Linked DNA regions of Homo sapiens: region 2 is linked to region 1. Evidence: chromatin contacts called from ENCODE Hi-C or POLR2A ChIA-PET data. All regions are on one chromosome and are shown on one strand. Each heading gives the region's core, a stretch centred on a gene start or an enhancer-like site at or near the end of the contact. The rest is flanking DNA. Distances are from core to core; before and after follow the strand shown. Region 1 overlaps MED13L (mediator complex subunit 13L). Region 2 overlaps MED13L (mediator complex subunit 13L).

Region 1 (2,716 bases), core at 114-2,613:
TCATGTGTTAAGATTCTGGTTTGCATTACACCATTTTGACAAATTAGCCATCCCAATCTTGCTTTGCTTAGGCTAATAGCACAAACTGCTTATATCCTCAGTCTCTGAGACAGACCCAGAGACTGGGAAGAGGAAGCAGGGGAACAGGGTGCTGGGTGCCTAGAAGATGCTAACCAGGTATGAAAAATTAACAAGGAAGAATTTACAAGAATAATCCATACATTAATTATGGAGTGTTTAATGTATTTTGATTAAATGAGAAAGTCAAATGCATTTCAGTAAAACTGATGGGCAACATATTAATAGTAAGTCATGTAAGGCAAGCATCATCATTAACGTCTTAAAAAGCACTGAATAAGCCTAAGACATTTTCTAGAAAATAAAATATATAATCCATTATTCCATTTATTATGCAAATATCTGTCTTTCTGAAAGATTTACGGAAAACATTTTCTCCATGTGTCATGCACTATGTAAGAAAGCAAGAAAACCACAGCACTAATTATAGTTTCTTATTAAAAAGTAAAAAATTCCTTTTTATTCAATGACTTCTAAATTATTGCACAGATACAAGTGATTAGGGAGTTAAAAACATGAGTAAAACATAAAACATAATCCCTATCCTTAAGGAATTTATACTCTTCTAGAAGAAAAAGTAAAATATGACCATAAATAAGTATAATCGAAGGTATACATAAATACCAGAAGAAAAGCTTAGGTCTGTAAAATTTAGGAAGACATTATTCTGGCTGAGAGAATCAAGAGGCACTGTGGAGGAGTTAGGACTAAAGTTGGGCCTGAAGGACTTTTAGGATTCGGATAATATGAGACTGGATGCTTAGAAAGGAAGGCTATCCAGGAAAGGAAATACTAAGAGTTATTAATATTTGAGTGTTTACTTTGCCAGGCAGTATTCTAAGTGTTTTAAATATATCCTTAATTCTCACAACAACTCTAAGGTAGGCATTAAATTATTACCCCTACTTTGAAGCAGAAGGGAGGAAGGGGAGGGAGCTAAAGTCACTTGCCTAAGGTCATATAACTTGGAAGGGGCAAAGTCATACTTTAGATCTGACTAATCAAAGATTCTACACTCTCAAAGCTCTGAACTTTACAACCTTAACTGAAATGGCATGATAAAAACTGGTTATAGTTCAGTAACCATTAGCAAAAGGCTTTCACCTTAAATCAGCTCATTTTAGCTCTTTTTACCTCTATAAAGCTCATTAGAGGTATGCTAGTATCCCCATTTTAGATGACACCACAAGCTCAAGGAGTTAAAGTAACTTCCCCAGGGTCACAGAGGCAAAGGTCCAGCTGATAATCAAACCTCGGCTTTGGCCTACAAGTCCAGTGTTTCATCACATCTACTTTACATTAGAAAGGCTGCTTACAAATTGTCTGCCAGCCGTGAAGTCCAAGACTTATGCAATGATGCCCCATTGTCCAGCAAGTTCCCCATGCTCACTGCTCTGCTCCACGTCAACACAAAGGGAATTCTGCCAAAGATTTCATTTGAAAAACAGTTCTACTACTTAGAGTAATTTAACAACTATTACACACACACACACACACAAACACACACACACACACACACGTACGTCTTACCCTCATTTCCTCCTGCATTTTCTCATGTTCTATACTCTGGTATCCAAATCCCACTCCAGAAAATATCATATCCCACACATCATGTCTTTCTCTTGGTTTAATATGTGTAATACCTTGATTAAAACCAAAATATATTCAGAATAAAAACCGAGTAACAATCATGTAACAATCAGTGAGAACTCTGCCAAAGTTTCCCACCACTCTACCTGTATACCTTCTTTGAGTACCTACTATTTAGAACTCCAAGAGTACAACTTAAGCATGTTAAGTACTTTTCTTTTGCACATGACTCTATAATAGCCTTACTTTCAAGCATAATCAGAAAAGAATAGCTTTCATGTAAACATTAATAACTAGATACTTAACGGTAATGACTCCTACTGTCCAGCTGAAATCCTATTTAAGTGATACAATCATCAGTAAAAAGCTCAAGGGCACCAGAATGATTAAAAGAAAAGACAATTCCAAGTGCGGACAGGACACACAACAACTTTCATATACAGCTGGTGAGAATCTAAGTTGGTACAGCCAGTTTGGAAAATTGCTTGGCAGTATCTATTAAAGCTGAACATGTGCCTGCTACTCTGTGTTTCAATATTCCACTCCTAGGTATATACCCAATAGAAAATATGTGCCAGAATGTTCTTAGCAGGATTATTCATAATAGCCCCAAAGTAATAATAAATCAATGTCAACCCACAGAATACATAAATTGTGGTATATTAACATGCAAGGGATTAAATAAAAATAAAAACAAACTGCAACTATACATAAGACAAATGGATTTCAGAAATTTAACACTGAGAGAAATAAGATACAAAACTCAGCATAAAGTATACGCTATTAACTAAATAAAGTTTAAAACTCTGTAAAATTGATCTACAGTGGTATTGAAATAGTGATCCCTTTGAGGGGGAAATGACTAAAAAGAGGCATAAGGGGTGCTTCTAAGAAGTTGGTAATATTGTTTCTTGATCTGAATGCTAGAAATAAGGATGTATACACCTTATAAAAGTTGATAAAGCTAAACACTTATGATGTACAAACATCTTAATTGTATATTTCAATAAAAAGATTTAAAAAATAATTCCAATAGAATGTTTTCAGA
Region 2 (2,716 bases), core at 152-2,651, 200 kb after region 1:
AAAACACTTGTGGTTCCAAGCATTTTAGATAAAAGATTCACAACATGTACTACACGCCACAAGGATGGCTGAAATTTGTAAAAATTCATTGTACTACATGCTGCAAGAATGCAGAGCAATTAGAACTCCTATAAAACTCATGGGATATTAAATGATACAAACATTTTATTTTTTGCAAGTTTGGCAGTTCTTTATAAAGTGAAACTCCTAGTTATTTACAGAAATAAAAACATATGTCCCACACAAAAAGCAGTACATTAATTTTCACAGCCAACAGCAAATTGTGGCATATCCAAAAAAGAGACTACTATTTAGCAAAAAAAAAAAAAAACCCTACTTAAGCAATAATATGAAACCAGAAATAAGGATTACATACTATATGATTCCATTTATTAAAAATTCTAGAAAGGGCAAAATGATTCTACAGTAACAGCAGATTGGTAGTTGCCTGGAGGGGAGGAAGGCTGAGGGGCAAGGGGGAGACCCTGACTGCAAAAGGACATGTATGAACTTTTTTGCATCATAAAAATGTTCTCTACTTTGATTTCAGTGGTTTCACAGATATACACATTTGTCAAAATTATGAAACCGTACACTTAAAGTGAGTATATTTTATTGTATGTAAAGTATACCTCAATAAATGTAATAAGAAATGTATGTATTAATGGAAGAATACATGTAAACAATCTCTCAAAGAAAACAAACTACTTTTTTTTTTTTTTTTTTTTTTGAGATGGAATCTTGCTCTGTTGCCAGGCTGGAGTGCAGTGGATTGATCTCAGCTCACTGCAACCTCCACCTCCCAGGTTCAAGCGATTCTCCCACCTCAGCCTCCAGAGTAGCTGGGACTACAGACGTGCGCCACCTCGCCCAGCTAATTTTTGTATTTTTAGTAGAGACGAGGTTTCACCATGTTGGCCAAGATGGCCCCAATCTCTTGACCGCCCACCTCGGCCTCCCAAAGTGCTGGGATTACAGGCATGAGCCACCGTGCCCAGCCCAAAACAAACTACTTTTAATAAAACCAAAGTATCATCTTGCACATCTCCTGGTAAGTGTAAATCGTTTAGAGGTATACACAATATTTTCAAATAAATTATTTTCATGTCTGACTACTTCAGGACACTGATTAAATGATTTGTATTTGTTAACCTTAACTATAAGAGAATTCTTGTGAAATTTCTGGGAATTGAACTATTTAATGAAGTTCATTAGTGATATTAAGATGGTTTGCTTCTCAGCTGCAGTAACAGACTATAAACAGAAACGTATATTATTTACGAGGCAGGCACTGTCTACACAAACATGAGTGGCTCCTTCCCCCATAGTAACATACACTTTACACTGCTGTGGATAACAACATGCCCACTTAAAGAACTACATCTCCCAGCCTCCCTGCAGTTAAGTAAGGCCTTGAAGTATGGCCAGAAGTGTTGTAGGCAACTTCCTGGAGGTTTCCTTAAAGGACGGTGTGTCCTTCCCACATTTCCACCTCCTCCTAACCTAGAATGCAACCTTGATGACTGGAGTCTGAATAGCCATCTTGAACTATATGCCATAAACTAAGAACAGTGTAGTAACAAGACAGAAAGAGCCCAGATCCCTTGACAACCAAATCAGTTGTAAAATGCAGGCCTCCAAGCTGCCTGTACAGAAAAAGAGATTACTTTTTAAGCTATTTGTCTATTTTTAAATAAGCATATGATTGTGATACTAAATCATTTTGACATTATTTTAATAACTGGCTTTTACTTTAAAAAAAACTGAAAGACTTTTATCGAGGTGATCATTTTTATTTTTTAGATCACATGGTTATGTAGGTTTTTTAACCTTGCCCCAGTCATCAATCAAAACAATAAGCTATCTTTATAATTTTTCATTTTCCAAATGATTCCTCAATTTGGAACAGTCTAAGACAAAAAAAAATCTATTTCCCTATCTCTGGGAAGAAATTGTAGGCTGTATATTACTCCATTAATCTCTGATGAAACTTTAAAAAAACGTAAACTGTATTATCACTCCATTAATCTCAGGCAAATCTATATGCTCCAGTGATTTCTACCTTAGCACTTGTACTAAATTATATGGTCTACACTGCTAATTTTCAAAAGGCTCGAAAAAGAAAGAGACCAATAATGTTTGGAATAGCTACGAGGAGCTTCACTGAAGTCCTAAAAGAATTTAGATAGAAGAAAGAAAAACATAAAATACAAATGTACTACTGGTTAAAAGTTCAGGCTTTGAATCAAGAGATTCAGCTCCTGTGTGACCTTGGACAAGCTACTTAAATTTCTTGTTTCAGTTTTCTTATCTGAAAAATGAGAATAGTAGACTCTACCTCAAAAGGATCTTGTGAGCATGAGAAAATGCATGTAGCTGGTAGTTAAGCAGTGCACGCCTGCAGCAAGCACTCTTTACAAACAGCAAAAGCTCTGAGGTGAGAACATGTAAAGGTCTGACTTGAAATACAGATTCCTTTTAGTGAGTGGTTGGAAATTTTATTATAAAAAGAAAAAGAACGGCCGGACACGGTAGCTCACACCTGTAATCCCAGCACTTTGGGAGGCCGAGGTGGGCGGACCACCTCAGGTCAGGAGTTCGAGACCAGCCTGGTCAACATGGTGAAACCCCGTCTCTACTAAAAATACAAAAATTAGCCTGGCATGGTGGCATGCACTTGTAGTCCCAGCTACTTAGGAGGCTGAGGCGGGAGAAT

Evidence for each region. Hi-C counts contacts between places; a loop is a spot of excess contacts on that map. ChIA-PET counts read pairs that join two places held with the same protein, here RNA polymerase II (POLR2A). Pooled maps may share reads with other maps.
Region 2: POLR2A ChIA-PET joins it to region 1 with 20 read pairs in Panc1. The contact joins two enhancer-like sites. A Hi-C loop is called at or near these places in 3 of 50 pooled maps. POLR2A ChIA-PET finds 5 or more read pairs at or near these places in 9 of 52 experiments (AG04450, CD4-positive, alpha-beta T cell, Caco-2 and 6 more).

The regions. Positions count from the first base shown.
Region 1 is chr12:116,052,637-116,055,352 of GRCh38, forward strand. The region is part of intron 4 of MED13L (mediator complex subunit 13L); the gene reads right to left. Among named protein-coding and RNA genes, the nearest start is that of MIR620, 95 kb to the right of the region's middle. Within about 2 kb of position 1,364, at least 10 of the 41 ENCODE cell types and tissues checked have a DNase peak (open chromatin) inside an H3K27ac peak, as active enhancers do.
Region 2 is chr12:116,255,975-116,258,690 of GRCh38, forward strand. The region is part of intron 1 of MED13L (mediator complex subunit 13L); the gene reads right to left. Among named protein-coding and RNA genes, the nearest start is that of MED13L, 20 kb to the right of the region's middle. Within about 2 kb of position 1,402, at least 2 of the 41 ENCODE cell types and tissues checked have a DNase peak (open chromatin) inside an H3K27ac peak, as active enhancers do.